Linked DNA regions of Homo sapiens: region 1 is linked to region 2. Evidence: read pairs that join two places in POLR2A ChIA-PET (ENCODE). Cell type or tissue: Panc1. All regions are shown on one strand. Links, peaks and the distances in the headings refer to the core of each region. The heading gives the core; the rest is flanking DNA.

The links. Peaks named below come from ENCODE experiments on the same cell type or tissue, not always from the same donor. Only the 100,000 strongest peaks of a DNase experiment are listed, where the experiment ranks them.
Region 1: POLR2A ChIA-PET joins it to region 2 with 13 read pairs; 2 of 35 experiments call an interaction of 5 or more read pairs at or near these places.

What each region holds. Positions count from the first base shown.
Region 1 is chr3:196,215,917-196,226,561 of GRCh38, reverse strand. It overlaps SLC51A (solute carrier family 51 member A), which reads right to left and starts at 10,028. Exons shown (of 9, transcript NM_152672.6): 1 at 9,812-10,028; 2 at 8,626-8,720. The coding sequence starts at 9,849. It overlaps LOC105374304 (a long non-coding RNA gene), which reads left to right and starts at 6,171. Exons shown (of 4, transcript XR_001740544.2): 1 at 6,171-7,204; 2 at 7,803-7,898. RefSeq lists enhancers at 6,917-7,096, 7,177-7,326 and a silencer at 6,970-7,264. In Panc1, for the core only: no CTCF peak of the experiment used is centred there; no DNase peak of the experiment used is centred there.
Region 2 is chr3:196,419,265-196,432,350 of GRCh38, reverse strand. It overlaps UBXN7 (UBX domain protein 7), which reads left to right. Exons shown (of 11, transcript NM_015562.2): 1 at 1-24. UBXN7-AS1 (UBXN7 antisense RNA 1) reads right to left here and starts at 966. Exons shown (of 2, transcript NR_046745.1): 1 at 910-966; 2 at 1-149. It also overlaps the pseudogene ZDHHC1P1. RefSeq lists a silencer at 1-56 and enhancers at 1-392, 767-816, 393-1,167. In Panc1, for the core only: no CTCF peak of the experiment used is centred there; no DNase peak of the experiment used is centred there.

The sequences.
Region 1 (10,645 bases), core at 4,177-6,676, 200 kb after region 2:
CTCAAGTGATCCACTCGCCTTGGCCCTGCAAAGTGCTGGGATTATAGGCCTCAGCCCCCGTGCCCAACCCCACTTCACTTTTCTATCTCCAGTGCCAGGTGCTGCACTAGCGAATGTAGATCAATTAACATAATTGAAGCCGAATATAATTTATGGGACATTCTGGATCTGTTTAAGTTGATTTCACCAAAATTATATGGTGAAACCAGGACATTAGCAGAGAACTTTTTTGTGGGGAGGAGGACAGGTTCTCACTCTGTCGCCCAGGCTGGAGGGCAGTGGTGTGATCATGGCTCACTGCAACCTTGACCTTCCGGGTTCAAACCATCCTCCAACCTCAGCCTCCCAAGTAGCCTGGGACTACAGGTGTGCACCCCCACCACGGCCGGCTAATTTTTAACATTTTCTGTAGAGACGGGGTCTCACTACGTTGCCCAGACTGGTCTCAAACTCCTAGGCTTAAGCAGTCCTTCCACCCTGGTCTCCCAAAGTGCTGGGATTACAGACGTGAGCCACCACACTCGGCCAGGGGAGAACTTCAACAAAAGAGAAACGGATCAAATAAAAACCCCAAGGACACCTGACGCACGCTGGCCTCATGCTTGGTCTTACATGAACTATAGTCCAAGGTTTTCAAACTTTCGTGGATATTGCAGTCATTTTGGGAGTTGTTAAAAAGCAGCTAGCTGCCCAGGCCCTACGTTCAGACATGTGCGTCCATAGATCTGAGATGGGCCCAGTCATCTGCATTTTTAACAAGCTCACCTGATAGTGGTCGGAGGATAGCAGACACTTTGACAAATACTGGTAGACCTCATCTGGCCTCACCGTTGCTAACAGAAAAAAATGAATATAGTCACAATATGTGTTTCCGAACAAACGTGATTCATTAATGCAGCCGTTAGTTTTAAAGAAAGGGTTCTAGGTCCTTAGTGAACCTGTGGTCATTTATCTAAGTGTCTTTTCTAGTTATTGGACCCTCCTTTGCACCTGCTACCTGACTAGATAAGAGGAAGAAAGGGAGAAAACTGCCACACTCCAGTCATTGTCCTGTTGCCTTGCGGGGTGAGCACGAGGAAGGGATTAGCTAGTCTGCTCTGTGTTTTGGTGACTAAGGAACATGAGGGCAGCTCAGTGGGAGCAATATGACTGCTGAAACCAAAACAGGGAGAAAGGTGGCCACGGTACAGACTTGAGCTGGAGCTCTTGTCTCGGTCAGTCGCACCTGGTGGCACCACAGGACCAACCAGGACTATGGGTGAATTTGTCAAAAAATACGCTGACCCTCGGCTGGGCACGGTGGCTCACACTGGTAGTCCCAGCACTTTGGGAAGCTGAGGTGGGCGGATCACTTGAGGCCAGGAGTCCAAGACCAGCCTGGCCAACATAGTGAAACCCCACCTCTACTAAAAATACAGAAATTAGCCGGGTGTGGTGGCGCCTGCCTGTGGTCCCAGCTACTCCGGGAGAGGTGAAGGCTGTAGTGAGCCAGGATCACACCGCTGCACTCCAGCCTGGGTGAAAAAAAAAAAAAAAGGAAAATACCTATAATACTGAAAAAAGTTAGCAATGCTTATGTTTGGGTGATGGGACTATGGATGATTTGTGTCTTCTTTTCTACTTACTTTTTTCTATCTTTTCTGAGTAGTCACTTTTTTAAAAATTAAACAACTTAAATTTATTTTCTCATAGTTTTGGAGGCTAGTTCAAGATCAAGGTGTCAGCAGGTTTGATTTCTCCTGAGGCCTCTCTCCTCCACTTGCAGACAACTCTCCTCTCCTCCCCTCCCCTCCCCTCCCCTCTCCCATTCCCTCCCCTCTCCCCTCTCCTCCCCTCTCCTCCCCTCCCATCTCCTCCCCCCCCCGCCCCGCCCCCTTCTCTTCTTTCAACGAAGTTTCACTCTTGTCGCACAGGCTGGAGTGCACTGGTCTGATCTTAGCTTACTGCAGCCTCCACCTCCCAGGTTTAAGTGATTCTCCTGCCTCAGCCTCCCAAGTAGCTGGGATTACAGGCACCTGCCACCACGCCCAGCTAGTAGAGACGGTTTTCGCCATGTTGGCCAGGCTGGTCTTGAACTGACCTCAACTGACCCGCCCACCTCGGCCTCCCAAAGTGCTGGGATTACAGGCGTGAGCCACCGGGTCCAGCCGACAACCGCGTTTCTACTGTGTCCCCACATGGCCTTTTCTCGGTGTGTGAAAATCCCTAGTGTCTTTCTTTTCCAATTATTCTATAATGAATATGTATTTATAACAAAAATAAACCTTTTTTTAGAAAAGAACATATTTTTCCAAATATACAATGATGTGAAAAATTTATTTTGTATCATGCTTACAAAAACAGAACATAAAATTTTAGGAATAGTATGATTTCTACAAATGTTAAATAAAAACATAGAGAAAGGGCTAGGCACAGTGGCTCATGCCTGTAATCCCAGCACTTTGGGAGGCCGAGGCGGGTGGATCACTTGAGGTCAGGAATTTGAGACCAGCCTGGCCAACATGGTGGAACCCCATCTCTACCAAAAATACAAAAATTAGCCAGGCATGGTGGCGAGTACCTGTAATCCCACCTACTGGAGAGGCTGAGGCAGGAGAATTGCTTGAACTGGGAGGTGGAGGTTGCATTGAGCTGAGATCACACCACTGCACTCCAGCCTGGGCCACAGAGCCAGACTCTGTCTGAAAAAAAAAAAAAAAAAAAAGGCATTAAAAAAAAGGAAATTACACTAAGATATTTGCCGTGCCTGTCTCTGGGTGGGACTGTAGATGATTTTTTTCTCTTTTTACTGTTCTGTATTTTCTTTCTTTCTTTTTTTTTTTTTAACTAAACCTGAATGATTTTTATAATAGAAATGTTTAATTAAAAAAACTCAGACAATAGGCAAAGTCCAGATAGGAAAAAGCCAACATTAATGCAGGTGGTTTTCCAAAACCAATGTTCTGTGGTTGGGAAGCGGGGGCCATTGCTAGAGCCTCTCTTACCCCCAGCCCCGTGTGCTCATCAGCCCTTGGAGAGCGTAAAAACTGCCCTTTCACACGCCACCAACCCAGTCCTTCCCAGTCTTCATTTCCCTAACTGCTCCCTGCTCCGTGAAAATCTCCATTCCGGGTAACGTTATGTCCTCCTTCCGCCCACATCAGGGCTATTTGTATTTACACAGCTGTTTACTCGCTTATTCTCGGCTCTCCACCTTGTGGTGCACACTCCACGGAGGCAGGGACCTTGTCAAGCTTGTGCTCTGTTCTCAAACGCCCGGAGGAGTAACGGCTCTGTAACTATTTGTTGAATGAAAGAAATAACCTATGAGAATTCCTATCATCATCTGCATTTCATAGACTTTTTCAGGAAACGAGGCTCAGAGAAGGAAGCACATCTCCCAGGGTCACACAGCCTGGAAGTGAAGGAGCAGAGATTTAAACGCAGGTATTCGTGACTAAGCCCACACTCTTATTAACCATGACACACAGTGACTCCAGGTGTGTGTACTCGTGGATATGGGAGAGATCATCAAAGGCAACCCTGGGAGGGCCGTTCCATTTATGAAGGTGAGGGTGGGGCAGATTCTGACTGTTCAACACAAATGGTTTTGCAGTGTCTTCTAACTGTTGCCTTTGGTACTCTAATTAGGAAAGGAAAAGTTCCTTAGCATCCATAGCCCGATACTGGGTCTGTCCATCAAACTATCTTCTTAGGAGATGGCCTCTTCTTTGCTGGTTAAACTCAATTTCCCCAAAAGGGCATCTAAATAGACACTATGGGACAAAAGTATTCCACAGCTGAAGAATTTTTGGAAATGCATTAAGGTTAAATGTGATGATTCCTGCAGAGCATACTGACATTTTTAATCTGCTAATTTACATTGTAAATTTCCAAAAGGAGGGTCTAGAACGCACCTTTTACAAAACTTAACTTTTTTTTTTTTTTTGAGATGGAGCCTTACTCTGTCGCCAGGCTGGGGTGCAGTGGCGCGATCTCGGCTTACTGCAAGCTCCGCCTCGTGGATCCAAGCAATTCTTCTGCCTCCGCCTCCCAGGTAGCTGGGATTACAGGTACCCACCACCATGCCCAGCTAATTTTTGTATTTTAAGTAGAGATAGGGTTTCACCATGTTGGGCAGGCTGGTCTCAAACTCCTGACCTCAAGTGATCCACCCGCCTCGGCCTCCCAAAGTGCTGGGATTACAGGTGTGAGCCACCGTGCCTGGTCACAAAACTTAACTTCCTACAGAACTCTGTTTCCATGAAGGACTCCTTGGGATTAAGAGTCTGAGACTTTGGGAAATGCTTGTCTAGTTGACCATTTTGAATATAATCATACTTATAGCAACTATTAAATTTCCCACTGTCTCTGGAATAGCAAAGACTACTTTTTAAAATAATGAAAACAGGAACATTAAATAAGAATTTGAAAAAAGAGTAATCACCCATAATCCCAGCTTTCTAACCAAAAATTATTTCCATGCTTGCATATTTGCTTCCAGTAGCTTAGGAGCACAGTGTAGAGCACTGGAGTCAGACACTTGAGTTCAAAGCAAAATGCCAGGCCGGGCGGGGGGGCTCACGCCTGTCATCCCAGCACATTGGGAGGCCGAGGCGGGCGGATCACGAGGTCAGGAGATCGAGACCATCCTGACTAACACGGTGAAACCCCGTCTCTACTAAAAAATATACAAAAAATTAGCCGGGTGTGGTGGCGGGCGCCTGTAGTCCCAGCTACTCGGGAGGCTGAGGCAGGAGAATGGCGTGAACCTGGGAGGCGGAGCTTGTAGTGAGCTGAGATCACACCACTGCACTCCAGCCTGGGGGACAGAGCGAGACTCTGTCTCTTAAAAAAAAAAAACAAAAAACCAAACCAAACAAACAAACAAACAAAAACAAAGTAAAATGCCACTTACTAATAGCTCTATGGCCATAGACAGGTTACTTATCCTCTCCTTAAGCTTCTTAGCAAAGCACCTGGCGTGTAGTATTTGTTCAATAAAAAGTAGCTTTAAGGCCGGGCGCAGTGATTCACGCCTGTAATCCCAGCCCTTCAGGAGGCCGAGGCAGGAGGATCGCTTGAGCTGGAGCGTTTGAGATCAGCCTGGGCAACGAAGTCAGACTCTGTCTCTACAAAAATTGAAAGTTAGCCCAGGCATGGTGGTGTGTGCCTGCAGTCCCAGCTACTCGAGAGGATGAGGTGGGAGGATCACTTGAGCCCAGAGCTCGAGCTGCCGTGAGCCGTGATTTTAAAATTAAAAAAAAAAAATTGATTCAATCATTCTTCTAGAATAATAGCTTTTTTTTCTCTCTCTCTTTTTTTTAAATTGAGACAGGGTTTCGGTCTGTTGCCCAGGCTGAGGCTGGTGGTGCAATCATAGCTCACTGCAACCTCGACCTCCTGGGGTTGCAGCATGGGCCACCGTGACTGGCCTGAAATAGTTTTCTTAGCATTTAATTTTAAGTTCGAGACCAGCCTGGGCAACATGGAGAAACTCCACCTCTACAAAAAAATACAAAAATTAGCTGGGCTTGGTGGCATGTGCCTGTGGTCCCCAGCTACTAGGGAGGCTGAGGTGGGAGGATCACCTGAGCCCAGCAGGTGGAGGGTTGGGGTAAGCCGAGATCGCACCACTGCACTCCAGCCTGAGTGACACAGTGAGACCCTGTCTCAAAAAAAAAAAAAAAAAGAAAAATTAAGGAACAACAAAGTTTACAAATGAAGCGAGGAAGGAGTTTCGCCACAGCCTCCCAGAGGCACTTCTTCCTGCTTCTCCTATTTCTGGCTGTGCCGTCACCATTGCCCAGAACCAGCACTTACACGCCTAGGTCTTTCCTAGATTGCCTGCTCTTTCTTTGAACTGCCTGTTTCCCAACCCTTCCTCTTCTTTCCCTGCCACTGCCCTGCCTCAGACTCTTTTCCCGCATGGCAGGCCGGGGCAACGACCTCTCATTTACATCCCTGCCTATTTTTTGCTGTTGTTGAGACGGAGTCTTGTTCTGTCACCCAGGCTGGAGTGCAATGGTGAGATCTCGGCTCACTGCAACCTCTGCCTCCCGGGTTCAAGCGATTCTCCTGCCTCAGCCTCCTGAGTAGCTGGGATTACAGGCACGCGCCACCACACCTGGCTAATTTTTGTATTTTCAGTAGAGACAGGATTTCACCACATTGGCCAGGCTGATCTTGAACTCTTGACCGCAGATGATCCGCCTGCCTCGGCCTCCCAAAGTGCTGGGATTACAGGCATGAGCCACGGTGTCCGGCCGCATCCCTGCTTCTTAAGCCTCTTCCTCTGCAGTCCATCCTGATTACTAACGAATGGCCGAGAAGCACGACTTTCATCCAGCCACTCCCAGCCTCAGAGCCTTCACGAGCTCCTTCTCGCTGCGGGATAAAGCACAGCTCCTCCGCCAGCCCGGCGCGCAGCGGGCCTCACCTCTCCTGCCCGGCCCTCTCAATTGTCCCCTGCTCTTCCACCAGGATCCTTGAATCCTGCCAGACCTCGCTCCCCTGGGCCTGGGGCGTCCCCGAACTCATCCTCGCAGCTTCCCTGTCCCAGGAGGGCCCGCTGGCCAAATCCTCCCCACTCTGCCTGCGGCGAGGCTTGCTGGACTAGCAGACTCAGAATGGCCTGTTCTGAACAGCCTTGGGGTTTCCGTTTGCACATTCTGAAGCAAAGCAATGTGAGAACCGTTTTCATTGCGTGAGGCAAGGTTTCTCAACCTGAGCACTATTGACACTTTGGCCTGAATAATCTTTTCTGTGGGGGCTCTTCCCGTGCCCTGTAGGAAGTTTAGCAGCTTTCCTGGCCTCTGACCACGAGATGCCAGTAGCACCTTCCAGTGTGGCAACCGGAAGTCTCCCGACACTGCCAAATATTCCCTGGGGGGACAGCTGCTGTGTAAGGGAAGGCTTGTACCACCAGCTGCACTCTCTCAACAGGAGGTTCACTGGAACTAGATGTAGCAGCCACCTACTGCCACTAACCACAGAGTGGCCACCAGGCATCTCCGGACACTGGCAGTTGGCAACCGCTCTGGTTCAGATCATCTGAAATGAAGCCCTACACAGCCCAAGGACACGCCCACGTCTGCAACAGAACGCACACTGAGAGCTTCCTGTTGCCTGGGAAACGTGTTAAATGTGCTACAGAGACACAGACTTGTATCCAACATTTCAGAGGTAGTCAGTATGCAGCAGGAAAACAAAATAAAACGCAGGCGTGAGTCACATTTTCTCTAAGCATGCTCGGGCCGTGATTCTCAATGTTTTTGGTGTCCGGGGAATAAGCTGAGCCCCATCCTATGCCTTTCACTTTCTTTTTCTTTTCCTTTTTTTTCTTTTATTTTTGAGACGGAGTCTCACTCACTCTGTTGCCCAGGCTGCAGTGCAGTGGCGTGATCTCGGCTCACTGCAACCTCCGCCTCCCGAGTTCAAGCAACTCTCCTGCCTCAGCCTCCCGAGTAGCTGGGATTACAGGTGCCCGCCACCACGCCTGGCTAATTTTTGTATTTTCAGTAGAGACGGGGTTTCACCATGTTGGCCAGGCTGGTCTCCAACTTCTGGCTTCAAGTGATCCACCTGCCTCGGCCTCCCAAAGTGCAGGGATTACAGGCGTGAGCCACCGCTCCCAGCCAATGCCTTTCACTTTCAAAAGTAATTCAGTAATAGAATCTTGTTGGCCAACACTGCGAGGACTTTTGCAGGTTCACCTATGTTTTTTTTTTTTTAATTACTGTTTTATTTGGAAAAAGTGCTTCTTGCAAAAGGGAAGCTGCAAAACAGAGACCTCTGCAACAATTACTTGTTTTTTCTTAAAGTGAAAGAATGGGTGGGATCCAAGGAATCAAAGCAGTAGATGGACGACCAGGAGCACCCCAAGTTATCTTCAGGAAACAGAGCGACAAAACGCAAAGGTAAAATTTCCAGTCAAGGAATTCTTCCAACAGCTGAACTTGAGCTGGCCTCGGGGATCCCCACACCCTCCCCTTCAGTGGACAATTATGACTTATTATTGCAAACAAATTACTCCACTACAATAAACACTGTAGAACAGGTTTTTGAATCCCATCTGTCCACCTGAGAGCTCAGGGGTGGAATGAGGCAAATACCCACAAACACACACACAAAAACCCGACAACAGAATGCTCCAGTGAGGACAAAGGTTTTTCAGAAAGGCTGGATCGTAAAACAAATACAACTGGTTCACCTGTGTGAAGCACGTCACTCACCGTAACCACCCTCTAGAGTGACATGGGTCCAGGGCGGATGCCGTGCAGCCCTCCAGGAGACCCGATGGGGCTTGGACCACTTGGGCACCATCTTGGGTCCCCAGATGGCTCTGGGGTCTGAAAAAGCGCCCCAGGTCGCAGTGTCCGCAGTTTGAATGAGCTTTGAGGCCAGTTTTGTGGAGGCCCAACATGACGGTTGCTCTCCGGAGCCAGGCTCTCATGCTACCCTTTTGACCCACTGACTCCTTGAGGCATTGCCCTTCTCCAGAGCCTTAACCACGATGACAGACACCGGGCCAGTTATTCTCCCCGGCTGCCCAGGTGCACCAGCTCAGGGCCGCCTCTCCCCAGCTCCACTCAGCTATCCTGGTTTCCCTCCTCTCAGTTCCCTCTGAGGAGGGTCCCCACTCACCTCTCAGGAGTTGGGCTGCTGTGGGAGGCTGAGAGAAGCAGGCGGAGGGGATGCCGTAATTGGTCTTCAGCACCTCCAGAAGATCTGCTGTGTACCTGGCGAGACACCAGCCTGTGCTCAGAACCATGGGGGCTGGGGGAAGGGGGAGGGTTGCACACTGGACCCTCAACCACTCCTGAGTGCAGGACTTTGTCCATTTCCCCTCAGGGCCTCTTTCTCTCTCTTTCTTTCTTTCCTTCCTTCCTTCCTTTCACTCTCTCTTTCTCTTTCTCTCTCCCTTCCCCTTCCCCTTCTCCTTCCTTCCTTCCTTCTGCTCTCTCTTTCTCTTTCTCTCTTCCTTCCCCTTCTCTTTCCTTCCTTCCTTCCTTCCTTTTTCTTTCTTTTTTTTTCTTTTTGAGACAGGGTCTTGCTCTGTTGTCCAGGCTGGAGTGCAGTGGTCTGTCTTGGCTCATACAGGCAGCCTTGACCTCCTGGGCTCAAGTGATCTACTCAACCCCCATCCCCATGAGTAAGCTGGGACTACAGGTGCACGCCACCAGGCCCGGCTAATTTTTTATATTTTTGGTAGAGACAGGATTTCGCCATGTTGCTCAGACACTGGTCTCGAACTCCAGGACTCAAACTGGAACTGGGCTTAAACTCCTGGACTCCCGCCTCAGCCTCCCAAAGTGCTGGGATTACAGGCGCCCGGCCTCAGGGCCCTTTTCTTAGAGGGAGTGGAGAACTGGCCCAGGTGGGGGAGTAAGACAAGCTGCCACCTAGCCAGGCTGTGCCTGGCTGCCGTGCCTGAAGAGCCCACCGTGGATTCTCTCCATGCGGGTCGGGCAGCAGCCCAGGGACTGACCAGAGAGGAAGAGCAGGATCCCAGAGGAAGGGTGAGTCCTTACAGACGGACGGGCCCCCTGCTGCTGAGGGATGCTGCCATTTCCTCTGCGAATGCCTTCCACAGCCCCCGCTCTGCGACCTTTCTCTCCCCACGCTGGGGGGCAAGGCCGAGGCCCTGGAGTGTCACACCCTGGCCCAAACCCACGTTGTCCCTGAGGACCTAGGAACAGCTAGAGCATTTCCAGTCCTGTCTCATTCTGAGTGCGGCCGCCAAAGGGCTCTGGGAGGGAGAGAGGACAGGCCGCGGGATAGGGGCCACCGCTGCCCAGCGACTGGCCCAGGGCCCGCCGCCCTCACTTACCTGGGGTCAAGCTTTATCTGGGTCCTGCCCGGCTCCATCGCCGCGTTCTCTCCAGCAATCCCGCAGGCACCGGGGTGAGGAAGGGCAGGCGGGGCGGGCAGGTGGGGGCCGGGGGCAGGGTGGCTTGCCTGGGCCGGGGTGGGGGGCAAGCAGAATTGCAGAGTCTTCCCCTCTGCCGCTCTCCCTCCTTGAGCTTCCCGGGCCAACTTTCTATCTCAGAGTTCACCCCGGAGGAATTTGATCCTCTAGGCTGGCGGAGTTCCCTGTGCCTGACTCGTCCCTGCCCCCAGGTGTGGTCCCTCCCACCTCTTGGACAGGTGCCTTTGGCCACCCCTTGCCTCTGGCCCGGCCCATCCTATAGGATTTTGCTGCCAGTCTGCCCTGCCCTTCCAGGAGCCTTCTGGGGTGGGGTGGGCTCACCACGAAGCCCCTGCCCTGGGCCGGGGTGGGGACGAAGTCCTCGCTCCTCACCGCAGTGTTCCCTGGTCAGCGGCCCCTGAAGAACCTGCTGGAACTCAGGCTTGGGCACTCTGCAGCGGGGAGACTCAGGGCTGAGGCCTCGGCCGTGTTTGGTGCTGTCAGCCTGATGTGTGGAAGGGAGGACAGGCTGGAAAAGCCAGATGAGGCCGGTGTGGGTTTCCCAGACCCCAGTTCATCACATCTGGATGATGGGCTTAGCCACCCCCACGCTGGGCCGGAAGATGCTGTATTTAAGAGGCAGAGTTGCAGAGTGAGATTGCTGGGCATTTGACAGGTCTTGAAAACCTGCTGAATTACAGGCTTGCAAACGATTTTATTGGCTGATAGCTTCCCTTTTCTCTCTCTCCACATAGA
Region 2 (13,086 bases), core at 6,268-8,767:
TTCAACAGTTCACCACCATTACCGGTAAGAGACGCGGTTACCGGAAGGTGGAGAGTGGGGTCCGGAGCGGGCAGCGGGTCTGCCCCGGGCTTCCCCTTACCTTCAGGCATTCCTCCTTCGGGCTTTACCCACAGCTGCCGTCCTCCCTCCTGAGGAAGAGGCGACGACGGCGTCGGGGTCTCCGGGTTCAGGCGGGAGACAGCCCCCCCCCGCTCCCGATACCCTCGTTCTCTGTCTCCTAGTAGCGTGGAGGGAGATCCCCCAACCCCCCGCCAGCCCAGACCTGGGAATGGGCCGAGTCCGTCCGCCCCCGCCGGCCCGGGGACCCGGGGGCGGGAGGAGTAGGGGGCCGCACCCGGGCCACCGCCCTCCTCCTCCTCCTTCATCATCTTCCCTTCTCTGTGCAGCCCTGCGGTGCGGTGCATCTCCTCACCTCCTTTTTTCCTTTCTTCCCCGGCCAGGTCATTCTGCCCCGGTCCCCGGCCTGCCCTTCCCCTTTCTGGGCCCCTCGGAGCCATCGCCGTGGCCCTGGCGGGTTCGGGCCCTCCCGCCTTCACGGCAAGGCCGGTGGGTTCGGCCGTGCCTTTACACTTCACGGGGGACAGGCCGCCAGAAGCGGGGGGTGCTGAGGAGGACCTCAGGGACTGAGGCTTTGAGGGAAGAATGAGGGGGAACCCCCAAGCTGAATAGGGGAGGCCTGGAAGAATCCAGGGTGGCGTTTCCCACCTCCCCATAATAAAATCATAAAGACGGAGACGATGGCGCCGGGGCCTCCTGCTGATAAGATAGGGATGGCGGCAGAAACTTCTTTGAGAGAAAATCTGTTTCTGGGTGTCGGTATCCCCGAAACCCTAGGCCTAGGTTCTCTCCCTTTGGACCCCTGCGAAGGACACACGCAGATCCTCTTACCGCCTGGAGGAAAGGCCCTAAAGCCATTCTATGAATTCTCTCTGTCTTGTTTCTCTCTGATGGTGCTGAACTTTTCTTGCATGAGTTATTAGAGGGCGGAGCAAATGATGAAGTTCTCTGTGGAGTGATTTGAGAGAAGAGTACTCCAATGTGCCTGAGTGTAATTTTGCCGTTCTAGTTTGTCGTTTTGGAAGGAGGTCAGAATGTTAGTTCCCTCTCAACGGATCTATACTTTATCTCGTAATTTGTTAGATGCGGAGAATGTTTCCACTGTTAATGTTCCTAGAGTTTAACGTGCAATATCTGGTTAAGTAAAATTTTATATTGTTTTAACTACTACAGGTTGTATACTAGTTACCGTTTTATATTAAAGCAAGTTTTATTTTTTTGCTTTGCAATGATAACGAGATATTTGACGCATTGTTATCTAGCTTGTGGGCATGGAACATCAGGTCAAAGTAAAGTAAAATTTGCAATAAAATTGGGGTGAGGAGTTGCATGATAACTTCTCTTAATATTTTTGAACTTTGTGATTGGATTATTGAAGATATAAAGGATTGGATTATTATATTAAATATGTAAAGGATTTCCTAATGTCTGACAAATCATTGCTATGGAGAAGATTATTGTGTATATAAGTTAGTGTTGCTGCATTATGCTTATATAGAAAAATCTTTGCAGTGAATCTGATAGAGAAGTGAATATCATTATTAATCCTTTAGATTTCCTAGAGATGGTTTATGATGCCACTTGGGCCTGGCGCGGTGTCTCACGCCTGTAATCCTAGCAGTTTGGGAGACGGAGGCTGGAGATTCACATGGGGCGAGGAGTTGCAGACCAGCCTGGGCAAAACATAGTGAGGCCCCATCTCTACAGAAATAAGAAAATGAGCTGGATGTAGTGGCACCGACATGTAGTCCCAGCTACTGGGGAGGCTGAGGTGGGAGGATTGCTTGAGCCTAGGAGTTCAAGGCTGCGGTGAGTAGATCATACCACTGCGCTCCATCCCTGGCAACAGAGCAAGATCATTTCTCAAAAAGAAAAAAAAAGCCACTTATTATTATTATTATTATTATTATTTTGAGACAGTCTCGCTGTGTTGCCCAGGTTGGAGTGCAGATCTCCCAGGCACGATCTTGGCTCACTGCAACCTCCACCTCCCGGGTTCAAGCGATTCTCCTGTCTCAGCCTCCCGAGTAGCTGGGACTACAAGCGCCTGTCACCAGGCCCGGCTAATTTTTGTATTTTTAGTAGAGGCGGGGTTTCATCATGTTGGCCTGGCTGGTCTTGAACTCCTGTCCTCAAATGATCCACTCACCTCAGCCTCCCAAAGTGCTAGGATTACAGGCGTGAGCCACCGCGCCTGGCCCTAAAAGCCACTTAATTAATTTTCAGTTTCTTATGCTAATTACTACTCTTCCCAAACTCTGATTGGTTTAACGCCACATTACTTCTTCTGTTGCAACATTTTTATTAGGTACACACAAAAACCGAAGTGTGGTGAGTTGAATTGACTCACTTAATTGCTTTAATTCTGTTTCTGTTCGTCTACGTAGCTTGATTGCTGGATCAAGTTGGAGTCCCTCAATCAGTAGACAGTGGTATCTGGAGATCTACAGAGCGAAAATACCTTTGAGTGTTCTTCAAATATTGTGAATTTCTATTGATAATTTTTGGGATTCTTTTTACAAGATAGTGATTAACCGTTAGAAACACATGATTGATTTCTTTTTGCCTTTTTTACATGTCTTAAAATTTTTTTGGGGTTCTCTCCACATACGTTTTAATCGTAGTGTTTATAATTAAAAGGTATTTTATATTTATTTTAGTGACCTTAATAGCTTATGCTCTGATTTCACAAAGGTTTTACTTGGAAGCTCAATATTCTTGTAAAAACAAATGCATCATCAAAAATGTGAGTCCTTACTTTTTAGGCAGGAGCAAAAAAAAGAAAAAGAAAAAATAAAAATAAATGTGAGTCTTATCTTTTTTTGGCATTTAGAAATAGAACGGAAAATTGAAAGATTTTAGAAAAGTCTTATTTCTTACTGAATAGAACAGATCTCTCTCTGATTCAGTGAGTATGAAATAATGACTGATGTTTTTTTTTTTTTTGAGACGGAGTCTCGCTCTGTCACCCAGGCTGGAGTGCAGTGGCGTGATGTTGGCTCACTGCAAGCTCTGCCTCCCAGGTTCACACCATTCTCGTGCCTCAGCCTCCCAAGTAGCTGGGACCACAGGCGCCTGCCACCACGCCTGGCTAATTTTTTGTATTTTTAGTAGAGACGGGGTTTCACCGTGTTATCTGGGATGGTCTCGATCTCCTGACCTCGTGATCCGCCTGCCTCGGCCTCCCAAAGTGCTGGGATTACACGTGTGAGCCACCGCGCCTGGCCTAATGACGGATTTTTGATTTTTTTTTTTTTTTTTTAAGAGATGGAGGTCTCCTCTCTTTGTTGCCCAAGCTGTTCTCCAGTTTCTGGGCTCAGCCATCCTCTTGCCTCAGCCCTCCCAGTAACTGGGGCTACAGGTGCACATCACTGTGCCTGGTTCAGTAATGGCTGATTAAAAAAGATTATTAAAAAGACAATATCATAAAAACTTTTTTTTTTTTTTTTGAGACGGACTGGGTCTCACACTGCCACCCAGACTAGAGTGCAGTGGTGTGATCACGGCTCACTGCAGCCTCTAGGGTAACTTTCTTTATTTTTTGTGGAGATGGGGTCTCACTTTGTTGTGCAGGCTGGTCTTGAACTCCTGGGCTCAAGCAATCCACCCACCTTGGCCTCCCAAAGTGCTGGGATTACAGGCGTGGGACACTGCACCTGGCCGAAATAATTTTGATAAAAGGGAAAAGAACTAATTCTCCTTCTCACAACAGCAATATTTATTTTACATATTATCTTCCACTTCTTGTTTATATGCTTATTTTTACATTGTGGATCATAGTATATACAATTTCTGAGATTTCTTTTTCTTTTTTTTTTTTTAAAGACGGTCTTGTTCTGTCACCCAGGCTGGAGTACAGTGGCACAATTATAGCTTGCTGCATCCTTACCGCCTGGGCTCAAGTGATTCTCCTGCCTCAGCCTCCAGAGCAGTTAAGACTACAGGCATGTGCCACCATGCCCAGCTAAAATACACGGTTCTGAAATTTTCACTTAACATTATGCTACAAACCTTTTTTGCATGGTCAGACTGATAAGCAGGTAGCCAAGAGAAGTGATGACCTTTGAAGTAACCACACTGAGAAGCTGTATACAGTATGGTTTACCATTGATGCTTGCTTTTTGTTTGTTTTTGTTTTTGTTTTTGTTTTCGACAGAATTTCACTCCGTCACCCAGGCTGGAGTGCAGTGGCATGATTTCGGCTCACTGCTGTCTCCGCCTCCTGGGTTCAAGCAGTTCTCCTGCTTCAGCCTCCGCAGTAGCTGGGATTACAGGCTCAAGCCACCATGCCCGTCTGATTTTTGTATTTTTAGTAGAGATGGAGTTTCACCATGTTGGGCAAGCTGGTCTCAAACTGACCTCAAGTGATCTGCCCTCCTCAGCCTCCCAAAGTGCTGGTATTATGGGCGTGAGCCACTGCAACCGGCCCCACTGATGCTTTCTGTGTCATTTAAAGCTACATAAGAAAACCAGTCTTGTTACTTTTATAGTCATTCCACATTTTACAATACTACTGTTTGATCTCCTCTGATATTTATCATACATGGCTTTGAATTACTGTTGAAAACTCAGAAGTCATATCAATTCTCAAAACATGAAGGAAAAATATGCAGCTGGATCTATTCTGAAAGAGCAATTTTTAAAAATGTTTTGAAGCCAGGTGCGGTGGCTCACGCCTGTAATCCCAGGCACTTTGGGAGGCCAAGGCGGGTGGATCACCGGAGGTCAGGAGCTTCAGACCAGTCTGGCCAACCTGGTGAAACCCTGTCTCTCCGAAAAATACAAAAATTAGCTGAGCATGGTGGTGCACGCCTGTAGTCCCAGCTACCCAGGAGGCTGAGGCAGGAGAATCTCGTGAACCCAGGAGACGGAGGTTGCAGTGAGCCGAGATCCAGCCACTGCACTCCAGCCTGGGCGACAGAGCGAGACTCTGTCTCCAATTTTAGTATATGTGCTGCTGAAGCGAGCACAGAGCGAGACCCTGTCTCAAAAAAAGAAAAAGTAAATAAAAGTAAAAATGTTTTGAGCCATGGCAGTATTCCATTAGCACCAACTTTGGGCTGACATCCACTACACATATACACTGGTGCACATGTGTAATCAGAATAATTCATGGAGTGAAGGTGAGGGATACATAGACACTATAGAACAGGTGAAAAATAAGCTAGCAGTCTAAGGACAAATGTGAGGGCATAGAAAGTGGAGGCTAAGAAGAGTACAAGAGGTTACTGGTACGGAAATTCATAGAGCTTTGTGCATAGCGGCAATAACATACTTGAGAAAATTATAGAACCTCAGTTGTAGAAGAGACCTTAATCTTTCAGATGGTTGATGAGTGCATATTTATTATAAAAATTAGGGGCTGTCATGTTTGTGGTATTTAACTTTATGGCCAATTTCCATTCATGTTCTTTTTTTTTTTTTTGAGACAGAGTCTCACTCTGTGGCCCAGGCTGGAGTGCAAAGGTACGATCTTGGCTCACTGCAGCCTCCACCTCCCGGGTTCAAGCGATTCTCCTGTCTCAGCCTCCTGAGTAGCTGGGATTACAGGCATGCGCCACCACGCCCGGCTCATTTTGTATTTTTAGTAGAGACGGGGTTTCTCCATTTTGGTCAGGCTGGTCTCGAACTCCCGACCTCAGGTGATCCTCCTGCTTCGACCTCCCAAAGTGCTGGGATTACCGGTGTGAACCACCGCGCCTGGCCTCATTCATATGCTTTTGTACAGAACATTTCCTTTCTCTTGGGTTAATATTAAACTATGATTAAGTTCTCTGTGTCTGGAAAGGTGGTCACAGTATTATAGATGTTAAGAGAAAACTTCAGGAATTTTAAGAATAGTTTCAATAGGGAATACATTTCAGAATTTCTTTTTTTTTTTTTTTTTGAGACGAAGTCTTATCCTGTCACCCAGGCTGGAGTGCAGTGCTGTGATCTTGGCTCATTGCAACCTCCGCCTCCCCGGTTCAAGTGATTCTCCTGCCTCAGCCTCCTGAGCAGCTGGGACCACAGATGCGCGTCACGACACCCAGCTAAATTTTTTGTATTTTTAATGGAGATGGGGTTTCATCTTGTTGGCGAGGCTGGTCTCAAACTCTTGACCTCAGGTGATCCACCCACCTCAGCCTCCCAAAGCGCTGGGATTACAGGCTTGAGCCACCATGCCTGGCTGAAGTTTCAGAAATTTAAGGGAGGTAATTTTGAGTTGCGAATGGAATCTTACTAGTAGATTCATTTATTGGTAGACTGCTACGTGCCAGGCATGGTTCACATCTTAAGGATACAACTGTGAGCAAGGCGTGGTGTCTGTCCTCAGAAAGCTTAAAGGTTAACAGGAATAGAGACACACGAATAGGTATTAGAATACAGTGAGAGAATGGTAAGGAGCTAATACTGGAGCACAAAAGAGGGAGGTCAAGAAAACCTTCCCAGAATAAATACTTTTTTATCTAAAATCTGGAAGATGTTTCTTGCAGGAGAAACATGCAGAGACTTGGAGGGGAATTGGGCAGACATGTATACAGACAGAGATGAGAGAGGGGAGACAATCGGTTTAGGGAATTGATAATTCCAAATGAGTAAAGCACAGCTAGTGCAATAAATGGACCTCAAGAGATAAATGGGAGATTGGGTTGGGCCTTATAAGCCATGTTAAAAAAAATCTTGTCTTTATTCTGAGAATAGTGGGGAGTCAAGGGTTTTAATTAGAGGAGTGAGACTGGGCACTGTGGCTCACACCTATAATTCCCGCACTTTGGGAGGCTGAGGTGGGAGGCCTGGAGCTTGAGATCAGCCTAGGCAACATAGTGAGACCCCATCTCTACAAAATGTATTAAAATTTTATTTATTAAAAAAGGAGTTACATCTGATTTGACCTTTTTTTTTTTTTTAAAGAAAGAGTTACTTGGCTATAATGGAGAAGAGATAGGCACAGAGATCAGTAGAAGGCTGTTATATTAACCCAAGAAAGATAGTGGTGTCCTGAAAAAAGTTAGTGGCGGAGAAGTGGACTCCAAAAGGTATGGGAAGAAATCAGAGTCAAAATGAAGTTTAGGATTCTGTTTTGGACACCTAGGTATGTAACAGTGCTATTTATGAAGGTATGGAATAGCAGAAAGGTGTGGGGAGAAGATGGTTAGCTCAGTTTTGGATAAGTTAAGGTGCTGCTAATAGGACTTCCAGATGGAGCTGTTGAAGCAGATGAATATTTGGGTCTAGAAAGAAGAGTGAGAAATCTGTCATATTCATGGCAGTTAAAGTTATAAAAATGGGGCTAGGTGCGGTGGTTCACACCTGGAATCCCAGCACTTTGGGAGGCCGAGGCGAGTGGATCACCTGAGGTCAGGAGTTTGAGACCAGCCTGACCAACATGGTGAAACCCCGTCTCTACTAAAAATACAAAACTAGCCGGGCATGGTGGTGTGTGCCTGTAATCCCAGCTACTCAGGAGGCTGAGGCAGGAGAATTGCTTGAACCTGGAAGGCGGAGGTTGCAGTGAGCTGAGATCACGCCATTGCACTCCAGCCTGGGCGACAGCGAGACTCTGTCTCAAAAAAAAAAAAAAAAAAAGGTTATAAAAATGGATGAGGCGAGGCCTAGTGGCTCACACCGGTAATCCCAGCACTTTGGAATGCCAAGGTGGAAGGATTGCTTGAGGCCAGAAATTCAAGACCAGCTTGGGCAACATAGCAAAGAGCCTGTTTCTACAAAAAGTAAAAAAAAATTAACTGGGCCTGGTGGTGTGCACCTGTAATCCTGGTTGACTTGGGAAGATTGCTTGAACCCAGAACTTTGAGGCTGCAGTGAACTATGCTCCTGCTGCTATACTCCAGCCTGGGTGACAGAGAGAGACCTTGTCTCTTAAAAAAAAAAAAAAAAAAAAAAAAAAATTAGGAAAAGAGAAAGGATGGCATCTTGCAGGAGGGAGTGTAGTGTGGGAAATAGTAGACTCCAGGACACAATGCTGAAGGAACACCAACATCCGGGGGACTGCAAAGAAGAAAGTGCAGAGAAGACTCAGGAAAAACCAAAGATGTAGGAGGAAAACCAGGAGAGTATCATGGCACTTAAAGCATCAGGAGTGGCCACGTGTGGTGGCTCATGCCTGTAATCCCAGCACTTTGGGAGGTTGAGGCAGGTGGATCACATGAGATCAGGAGTTTGAGACCAGCCTGGCCAATATGGTGAAACCCTGTCTCCACTAAAAATACAAAAAATGAGCCGGGCATGGTGGTGGGCACCTGTAATCCCAGCTACTCGGGAGGCTGAGGCAGGTGAATCGCTGGAACCCGGGAGTCAGAGGTTGCAGAGAGCCAAGATCTTGCCACTGCACTCCAGCCTGGGCAAGAGAGTGTGACTCTGTCTCAAAAAAAAAAAAAAAAAAAGTGAAAAATTATTTTGTAAATGGAATAATTAGTCTCTAATTAGTCCTTTGTTTAGCTAACACAATTAGCTTCAAGATGGCTCTCTTCTGTCCCTGTGGTGCTTCAGAATCTTAGAGTTGATAAAATTCACATCCATGCAGGACTTTAAGTGCCCCAAGGTACTTTGGGTTTATCCACTCACCTTGTCAAGTGGATAAGTCAGATGGGGGTTGGAGGCCAGGCAGATAAGCAACTTGTCTCCAAGACTGGGATTGTCCTGCTATGCCCCACCTTATGCTCCCTGAGGCTCTGAGCTGAGTTTCAGGCCTCTGCCATGTCCCCACTCTTCCATGACCCAGCTCCACAGTTTCCCAAGGATACAGTGAAGCCAGCTGGCACCTAATGGTCAGGCAGGAGGGGAACAAGTACCCCAAGCCCCATCACAGCCAAGAAAAGAGGCACAGTGGCCAGGCCACAATCTGGAGCGGATGAGGGGGCCAGCTCCACAGAGGGTCCATTGGCCCACACAGGCACTGTCCACATGCTCCTCTCAGGGACCGGCTTGTTGGAGGGCTTGTTGCCAATGTTCTTATACGTGGTAGATACTCAGTAAATGTTTGCTGGCGTGGAAACACTTACATGTTGCGGTGACCTGCCAGTTTAGCCCACATGCCTGGCCTTCCGCCCTCCCCAGGGCAGCTGTGCCTCAGCCGCTTGTGGTAGAGATGATCCCCAGACCAGGTGGTGACTGGCCCCGCTAGGTTGGGCTGTTGTGTCCTCTGGTTATGGCTTGATCAGGCTGGCATGCAGCCAGGCGAGGACTTGGCGGGCTGGGCTGCCCATAGCCTAGTCTGTTTTTAGTCTCCTGTTTTCCAGAATGTCATGTAAGTGTAATCACAATATGTAACCTTTTGAGTCTGGCTTCTTGCTCTTAAACTATTGTGTTTGAGATTCATTCATGTTGTCATGGTTAGTAGTTCCTTCCTATTTATTGGGGAATAGTATACCATTGTATGGTTGTACTGTGGTTTGTTTATGCATTTATCAAATGAAGGACACTTTCCAGTTTGGGGACATTATAAATAAAGCTGCCAAAAACAGTCGTGTACAAGTGTGTGAATATCTTTTGATAAATACCTAGGAGTGTGTTTATTGGATCATATAATAATAGTTATATTAACTTTCTAAGAAGCTGACAAATAATTTGTGACTTTCTGGTATAGTGACTTTCCAAAGTCACTTTGGAAAGTATAGTGGCTTTGAGAGGCTGATGCGGGAGGATTGCTCTAGGCCAGGAATTTGACGCCAACCTGGACAACAAAGAGAGACCCCCACATCTGTATTAAAAAATAGTAATAAAAGAGAGTTCCAGTTGTTCTGCATTCTTTCCATCATTTGGTATTTTTAATTGTCTTTTTTTTTTTTCTTTTGAGACAAGATCTCATTCTCTTGCCCCTGGTGGAGTGCAGCCGTGTTATCATAGCTCACTGCAGCCTCAAGCTCCTGGGGTCAATAATCCTCCTGCCTCAGCCTCCTGAGTAGCTGGGACTACAGGCACACACCACCATGCCCAGCTAATTTTTAATTTTCTGTATAGATGAGGTCTCCCTGTGCTGCCTAGGTTGGTCTCAAACTCCTGCCTTGGTCTCCCACAGTGCTGGGGTTACAGGTGTGAGCCTCCACGCCTGGGCTTTTTTGTTTTTTGTTTTTGAGATGGAGTCTCACCCTGTCACCCAGGCTGGAGTGCAGTGGTGTGATCTTGATTTATTGCAGCCTCTGTCTCCTGGGTTCAAGCGATTCTCCTGCCTCACCCTCCCAAGTAGCTGGGACTACAGGCGTGCACCACCTTGCCTGGATAATTTTTGTATTTTTACTAGAGACTAGGGTTTCACCACATTGGCCAGTCTGGTCTTGAACTCCTGGCCTCAAGTGATCTGCCCGCCTCAACCTCCCAAAGTGTTGGGATTACAGGCGTGAGCTACCGTGCCTGGCCATTGTTTTTTTTAAAGCCATTTCAATAAGTGTGTAATGGTATGTCATTGTGGTCTTAATTTGCATTTCTCAGGTGACTAATGATTTGGGGCATTTTTCATGTAATAACTTACCATCTATAAATCTTTTTTTTTTTTGGTTTGAGATGGAGTCTCGCTTTGTTGCCAGGGTGGAGTGCAGTGGTGCGATCTTGGCTCACTGCAACCTCCACCTCCCAGTTTCAAGCTGTTCTCCTGCCTCAGCCTCCCAAGTAGCTGGGACTACAGGCGCCTGCCACCACACCCAGCTAATTTTTTGTATTTTTACTAGAGACTGGGGGGGGGTTTCACCATGTTGGCCAGGATGGTCTCAATCTCCTGACCTTGTAATCCACCTGCCTCAGCCTCCCAAAGTGCTGGGATTATGGGCATGAGCCACCACACCCGGCCACTATCCATAAATCTTTCAAGCCCCAACTTTTAATTATGAGATTCAACAGACATAAAATTACTCTCTCAAATTGCTGTAAACGTTTCTGAATGCTTCCACTGGAATTTGTATTTTTATCTTGTCACAGACTAGTAAGAGATAGCTGGTCTAAGGACTACCATTTGGGTAGTACTGGCCTAGGTGATGGCAGAACAGGGCCTGGAACTCTGGCATCTTGGCTCCTGGGCGCATGCATTTCCCACCATTAGCACTACTTCCTGCACCATTGGTTCCTTTTGTGAACTAATGAATGTTTGCCTTATCTGTCCCCTAACTTAGTAATTCGATTTCTCTGTACTCAGTTTTTTCTGGTATGCATTTAAAAATGTTTTCGATATTTGAAAGCTTAAAAACTCCAGGATTAGAGACTGAGGTTAAAATTTCAGCTTATTTCTCACAACTGTCATCCACTCCCATATCCTTGGCAAATAGTTTAGCTTACTTTGGTATCATTGCTGGGGAAAATGTGGAACCGAAAAGTAACCTCTTGTCCCTATCATTTCTATAGAGGGATGATGATGATTGTTTTTAAAAGTCTCTGTGACTGCTATACTTTGGTTTCTGGATGGTAGTGAAGAGATGATCACTGTCCGTCTTTTGGCACTGAGAGTAGTGTAGACAATGTGCATTAGAGTATAAACTAGGAGATAGCAGCATGAAAATGGCCATCATAAGTTGTGTGCCACAGCTGGGTTAAGGAAGGCCGTTTGGTGCCATTCAGTAGCAAGTGTAAAACAGATGGAGAGAAGGACAGATAAAGGATGTTTTAGAAGGGGGTTCATGTGGTGAGAAACAAAGTAGGACTCCTGTCATGGAGTATAGATGACTGGATTAGATTAAGCCACCCTGCTGCTGCCTACAATATCGGAGCCTCAAAATAAGTCCGTTTTTTAATTTAATTTAATTTTTTTTTTTTTTTGAGATGGAGTCTCGCTCTGTCACCCAGGCTGGAGTGCAATGGCGCAATCTTGGCTCACTGCAACCTCCACCTCCCGGGGTCAAACGATTCTTCTGCCTCAGACTCCTCAGTAGCTGGGGTTACAGGCACGCATCACCATGCCTGGCTAATTTTGTTTGTACTTACAGTAGAGACGGGGTTTCGCGGTGTTAGCTGGTCTCAAACTTCTGACTTCAGGTGATCCACCCACCTTGGCCTCCCAAAGTGCTGGGATTACAGATATGAGACACTGCACCCAGTCCCAAAAAGCCCATTTTTAACAAGTTTGCAAATAGTTTAAATCGTAAACTTGTCAAACTTGTTTTATTAGCCCCCCCTTAAAAAAAAAGGTATGTTCTTCTAACTGTAGTAAGATAGAAGTCCAAATTCTTTACAGCTGATCCATCAGAAATTGTTAAGTCCCTCTTGGGTGCATAGGTAAAATGTGGGTAAAATGTGTAACTTCACTAAACTTGTTTATCACTGTTCCCTCACTTACATCATTTAGCCCTCCTTACTTTTCCTCTTCCCTTTCAGTTAACCTTCACTTCTTCATATTCCTCTGTGTAGCTCAGTGGTAGTGTTATTGGCAATTACAGTAGGACTGTTCTATCCATTCCAGAAGTTTAATACTTTTAGTTGCCTTTGACTGCTGACAAATTACCGCAAATTGAGTGGTTTAACACAGATTTATTCTGTGATGGTTCTGGAGGCCGGAAGTCTGAAATGAAGGTTCGAGTAGTCTTTTGGAGGACGTTTTTCAGTCCACCACATCACCCCTGGCCTCTCTCCATGAAATGCCAGTAGTATCCCCGACTCCCCAGGCATGAAACACCAAAAATGGTCTCTCATGTTACTGAATGCCTCTAGTGCTTCGACACTAAGAACCACTGGAACCTTTAATTATCTTTCAGTTAGCTCCTGTTTCTGAAATGATTCACTAAGTGATACGCTAAGAACAACTGATGATACGGGAACAGATGGCTTAGCTTGGCTTTGTTTAAGAAAGTGGATGGTATACTTTGCTTCATGGGCTTCTTTCTAGCACTGGCTTTGTTCAGACTTAACCAAGATTTAGCATGTGCTTCCTTTTAAAAAATCTGCATGTGTAGTGGTACTTTCTTTGGAACGCTCTTGCAGTTCACTATCCTGACAGACTCCAAAGATGGAAGTCATCCTGTCACATTGTTTATTTATTTATTTATTTATTTATTTATTTAATTTATTTAGAGACAGGGTCTTGCTCTG